Linked DNA regions of Homo sapiens: region 1 is linked to region 2. Evidence: chromatin loops called from intact Hi-C (ENCODE). Cell type or tissue: prostate gland. All regions are shown on one strand. Each heading gives the region's core, and the rest is flanking DNA. Links, peaks and the distances in the headings are about the cores only. Region 1 overlaps GLI2 (GLI family zinc finger 2). Region 2 has its middle 210 kb from the start of TFCP2L1.

Region 1 (2,904 bases), core at 245-2,744, 120 kb after region 2:
TTCCATTTTAGGGCCCGGGTGACAACCAGTGAATTCTCCGCTCTCCAGGGAGCCGCTCAGCAGAATGATGACCTCGGTTCCCTGACTGGTTCTCTATCACCTTCCCACACAGCAGCGCTCCTGTCTTCCTGCTGTAAATCAGGACCCCTTTAAAAACAAGAGGAAATGGGCCTTCACCCACCACTGGGAGACCAGGGAGGGTGGGTTTTCATCAGAGCCTGGGAAATCCCTCTGTCCTGCCGGCACCCTGGCCTCAGTGCCCTGGGAGGAACGCAGGGCTTGGCTTTCCAATCCCACAAGAGCCCCGTAGAGGCCTCTCTAGCTTCTGGCCTTTCTTCCACCACTGCAGTGTGTTCCCAAATGTAGGGCCACACATGGCCCAGATGAGGTTACTTTAGGTTTGATGGAGACAGAGACAGGAACATCCTCTTCAGACAGGGATTAGGTTTTCCATTTCAGAAAAAATACAAAGTTCCATTTGAAGAACCATTTATTTAACCCCAAAAGGTGAGTCTGTTAAAAAATATTACTAAATACACAATTGTGCAGGTGGCACTCAGCTAAGGTAAAAACTGGGCTGGTGGTTTGCAAACCGGTGTACTGGGGACAAGGCCCTGCAGGATGAGGACCCACATGGAGTTCCCACCCACCTCTCCCTGCTCGCCCTCTTGCCTGGCAGAGCCCTCTCCATGCCTTGGCTGGACATTCAAAACCTCTGGAAAGTTCTCTCCCCTACAGTGCTCCCTCCTCTGGGACCATGAATGAAGGTGCTGAGAAAGGAGGCTGGGGTATGAGGGGCGTCAGGTCGGGACAGGCATTCTTGGTCCCGCCCAGGAACTCACACAGGGCTGCGCTGGAGCTCAGGCACCAGGAAGGCAGGGCTTGTGTGCTGCTCATGATGCGTTGCGTCCCTAGACCTAGAACCGAGCCTGGTAAATAGAAGGTGCCCAATAAACACCTGCCGAATCAACCAGCGTGTGTGCATGAGACACAACGACAGAGAAAGGCAGAGAGAGAAGGCCTGTTCTCCTTGGCTGTCCATGAGCTCTCCAGGCCCCCTGCGCCTGCACAGAGCTCACATGCTCAAGATGATGTGTATGGGGGCTTCCTGGTGTGAACACACATTCCTCAGAGAGAGCCAGGCCCCTTCCACAGGTCTCCTGAGCTGCACTGCTGGCGCCAGGGATGGCCCACACAATTTTCTCAGTGAGGATTTGAGCAAAAAGAAACCTAGTGGAAACGCTCATTCACATTCTCTGCTGTGTGGTCTGGAGCTTTCCGGGAGGGACTGGCACAGACCCATGGAGCAGGCACCCACCGAAAACACCTCCCCAGCTCCCATGGTTCACGGGAGGGGAGGGGCCGGGGGACACCCCACAGACAGGTCCAGCCCGAGCCGCCTGGCTGAGAGCCCAGGTGTTGTGTTCAGCGTCTCTTAGAGACATACGTGAGTAACCGTCCACACAGGCCTCGGAGCTAAGTGGAAGTGCGGAAAGCATTTTTAAAAGGTGAAGCGAAGGTTCTGGTTCTAGTTGAAACTGGTTTTGGAAAAAATGTATTAAGTAGCAATAAAAATAGGAGATAATCCTGGACTACTCTGATTTTCTTGGATTGTAACTGACTGGGAACAAAGGGAAAGAAGGCATCTGCTCCTGAAATCCATGGATAAGAAAAATGCTCCCACCCCCACCCCATACTGGAGCTGGAGAAACTGATATCCCTCCTCAGGTGGACTCTGGAATCTGGTGATGCTTCCCCGTTACCTCCATGTCCTGAAGCCAGATGTGTTCCCAAGGCGGAGGTGGAGAAGGCACAGCGGGTGGGGTGTGATGAGTTAACCAGCAGCTGCTGGAGGGCTGGGAGCTCTCGCGCCCACTGCTGAGCTCACCTCTGCACTCCTCTGCTGCTTCCCAGAGATGCTCAGCCCCCGGGGCTGCCAAATGCTGAGTGCCCGGAAGGCAAAGTTGCTCCCCAGCCCCTTCCAGTCCCCTGTGAGCCAACAGCTACATTCCTCGAGTGCTTCTTTCCTTAGCTGGAGCGCATCTTTCCATTCCAGGGTCTTTTCTAAGTGCCATTCACTCATTCACTCACTCACCCAACAAACACAGAGGACCTGCTCCTTGCCAGATGTGCTCCCAGACCTGACAGGGCGGGCCATCGGCCATACGTAAGGAGAAGTCCCAGCCAGTTCCAGTTGGGGGCGCCTTGGGTCCCGCTAGTGCAGTGGAGCTAGTTGGTGGCTTGAAAGGCCTGGGGCTGGATTCTTGTGGGGTCTCAGGAGAAGGCCTAGCGCACCGTGCACAGGACTCTGTGCAGGAATGAGCTCAGGGAGGTATCTGGGGACCTGCATGTGGGGCAGTGCATGGCAAGACCAGTGTGCAGTGGAGAGAGATGAGCTGGAGAGGAAGGCCTCTGGACGGGGGTTCTAAAGTCTGGATTTTATCCTGAGGGGGCTAGAAGTGGCAGGGGCTGAGCGCAGGATGGCGGAGAGGATAAAGATGGGGATGCTGGATGAGCAGCAGCCATGGAGCAGTGCTACGAGGGCGATATGTCACTGTCTGGCCCGGGAGGGGTGACACGCCACTCTTGGAGGCCTGAGGGACAGGATGGGATGGATGGGAGATGGCAAGGAAAAGGTCTGGGAGAACCTGGGGCCTGGGCTTAGGCAGCAGGTGGACAGAGCTGCCTACAATGAAGATACAGAATCCTGCAAGAGTGAGTGGATTTAAAGAGGGAAAGATATACTGGTGGAAAGAGACCTGCACCAGCATTATTCCAGCACCTGCTAGATGCCAGGCACTGGGCCAGGCTCACATGTGCCATCTCAGTCAATGTGTTTAATCCACACAGCTCGCAGGGCTTGGGATTGCCACTCCACACCCCTTCAGTCCTGTCACCACCTCT
Region 2 (2,904 bases), core at 107-2,606:
CTTTGCCTGGAATGAGTTTTCCTTGCCCAACTCTCTACCTATCCCTAAGGCCCAAGTAAGGGGAGAGGGAGAGGAAGTAGGGGGTAGGAGTGTTAGATTGTATTGATGACCTACGTTCTAGCCCCTCAAGAGGCACTTGACATCTGGTCCCTCAAGGACTCTACTCTGTGGGACATTCCTTGGCTAAACTTGTCTCCTAGACTAATTTCTCCCCCACACGCAGATCCACCAGTCAGGCTTCCCCCATTACCTCCAGGCACCCCTGGAGAAATTTGTCCCCACCCACCCACCACCAAGACTTGAGTCTTATTCACCAGTGATCAGTGACTCACTTTAAACCAGCGCTATCTGAGACGTAGGGCGCCAGCAATCGATGTCATTTTAAATTTTCTAGGAGCCATATTTTTAAAAGGAAAAAGAAACTGATTATTCAACAGAACATATCCAAAAATGATCATGTAGACGTGCGTTTAACATAAACACTTATTAATGTGGTCCTTTACTTGTATTTATACCGTCTTTGAAATGCAGTGCATATTTTACACTTTGAGCTTATCTCCATGTGAACTAGCCACTGTTGGCTGCACCTGGTCAGTGGCCACCGTCTGGAACAGTGCAGGTCTAGACTTTCTGTAATTCCCCTGGATACAGGGCACAGCGTTCACGTGGGAAGTCTCAGGTTCCTCCTCAGTGAAAGGGTGATGGCAGCGGTGCCTACATCATAGTGCTGTTTGGGGCAATATAAGTGTTCCATGAATGCTGGCTGTTGGTGGGCATGCGTGTCTGTATGCTCACACTGGGGTGTGCGTTAAGCATTGCCCTTGTCAGGTGAACTACTTTCAAATTGAATTTCCCTTGCTTACTCACTTAAGAAGAGAGTATTGCACATCTAGGACATGTCAGGTGCTATTCTACATGTTGGGTCACAGTGAACAAGATGGACACACTCTCTGCCAGGAGCGGGCGTAACACTGCAAGTTTGTAAGCCTAGAGATTCTGCTCAGCCCCCTCCCTGCACAGCTGCCCTCAGGGTTTCCAGAAATGCCCACCTAGGCCACCTCCTTTCTGGCTGTAATGTGGAGAAATGGACACTAGGTGGCGCTATTTGGCCACGTTCAGCTTTCAGCTCCTGGCTCTCTTCCGTCAGATCCCAGACCTTCAAACTTCCAGCTCCAGATTTCCCAAGACCACCAAGACTGAGACTCCAGACTCTCCCCAAACTCCTGTCTCCTAGACTCCTCATCTCCCAATTCTGCACCCCCACACCCTGTGACTTTCCATATGCTAGATTTCTAAGTCCTCAAACCATCCCAGAGTCCCAGACCCTTAAGACTGAATTCCAGAAAGCCCCAGACTCCATAACCTCCAAGCCTCCAAAACTCTCAGAACCAGATCCCCCAGGCCCCAACACCTCCAGCTTCCCAAACCCTAGTCCTTGGACCCCAAACCGTTTATCCCTCCTACCCTCCAGACCCTCAGACCCCTAGACTCTACAAACCCCTACAAACTGCCCTCAGTCTTCAGATCCTTCTAGACTCTTTACACTCCTAGGAACCATTACAGCCCCAAAGCCCCTCAATGTCCTAGACCCCTGGACTCTGCACACAGATACAGATCCTCAGGCATCAGGCCTTCCCAGACCCCTCAGATCCCCCAGATCCCCCCACCCCAAGATCCGGGACTCAAGACTCTCTCTACTTCCCAAAAGAGTAGAGCTTAGTGCGGGGACAGTGGGCGCTGATCACCCTCTGAAATGGAAAACAGGGCCCCTGCCTCCACTTGGCAAGGTCCCAAACACTGAAGCTCATGAATGCCACAGCTGTGAGGGACCCCTATCTTGCACGGATGAACAAATCCAGGCCCAGAGAGGGCAAAACTCTTGCTCAAAGCCCCCAGCATGTGAGTAGCTGAAATCCAGACCTGTGATTCCTGGGCTCACAGTAAATGCTCAACAAACGCTGGCCATAATCAGTGCATTGCTATTACCCACGCACTAAAGCACCTGTGGCCTAGCATCGGCCCAGCCTGATCTCTCGGAGGCCCGATGTGGGACCATTCTATCTTCCGGGGACTGAACGATCAGAACACCACCCAATTTAGCAACATCTGCAAATTTAATTAACAATCTGTTTATCTTCCTGGCTGAGCGATTAATAAAGGTGTCAGGCAGAACAAGGCCCTACACAGCTCCCTGCAGTGCACTGAAAATGCCCCTCCTTCTGCTCAAGGGGCCTGGCCATTTATCAGAGTTATGGGGAGGGATGGGCTTGCAGGAACCAGAATGCAAAGGCGGGGGGGACAAAACAGGGAGTTTCTCAGAGTCACCACCCAGGCATCTTGCCCTTGTTCAGCCACGCAGCCAGTGAGCACCCAACCCCTACCGCATGTGCCTGGCATCGTGCCACAGAGACTTTCGGCAAACACAGCACGTGGTTAATTGTCCCACCAGAGCTGTAACCAGTAGGAGGGAAAATTCAAAGTGCAAACTGAAGCGGTCTCTTTCTTTACCAGAATTAATCAGACAGACCACTCACCAAGCAGGACCAGTCAGGCCGCCGTCCCCAGGACAGTGAGTTGTGACCTGTGGACCTGCTGCATTCGGAGCCGGACACACATTCAATGAGGAGCCACAGGAAGCTGCGGCCTCCACTGTCAGTGGTGGCGTCTTGTCAGTCCCTACACATTGGAACTTTGCAGCTACAATCACCCTAAAATCTAATAGATTCTGTTTTTTCTGGAAGCGTCTGAAATGACAGGAATAGGTCCTGTGCAGCCGCAGCTGGCTGCAGTCAGCATTGCTTATGATCAGACTAGGGTGGTATCTGGGCATTCTGTCCCTGTAGCTTAAGGAAGAGTCTCCTAGACATGTAAAGATGGAAACAGACTCACCCACCCCAACACACG

Evidence for each region. A loop is a pair of places that touch in the nucleus more often than their neighbours do. Peaks named below come from ENCODE experiments on the same cell type or tissue, not always from the same donor. Only the 100,000 strongest peaks of a DNase experiment are listed, where the experiment ranks them.
Region 1: a loop joins it to region 2, with 2.4 times the contacts of the local background. A loop is called at or near these places in 13 of 110 quality-filtered maps.

Annotation. Positions count from the first base shown.
Region 1 is chr2:120,958,140-120,961,043 of GRCh38, reverse strand. All of the region lies in intron 5 of GLI2 (GLI family zinc finger 2), which reads right to left. Among named protein-coding and RNA genes, the nearest start is that of GLI2, 220 kb to the right of the region's middle. RefSeq lists an enhancer at 640-1,139. In prostate gland, for the core only: no CTCF peak of the experiment used is centred there; a DNase peak (open chromatin) is centred at 1,403.
Region 2 is chr2:121,078,543-121,081,446 of GRCh38, reverse strand. No RefSeq gene overlaps it. Among named protein-coding and RNA genes, the nearest start is that of TFCP2L1, 210 kb to the left of the region's middle. In prostate gland, for the core only: a CTCF peak has its summit at 1,076 (motif pointing right); a DNase peak (open chromatin) is centred at 1,086.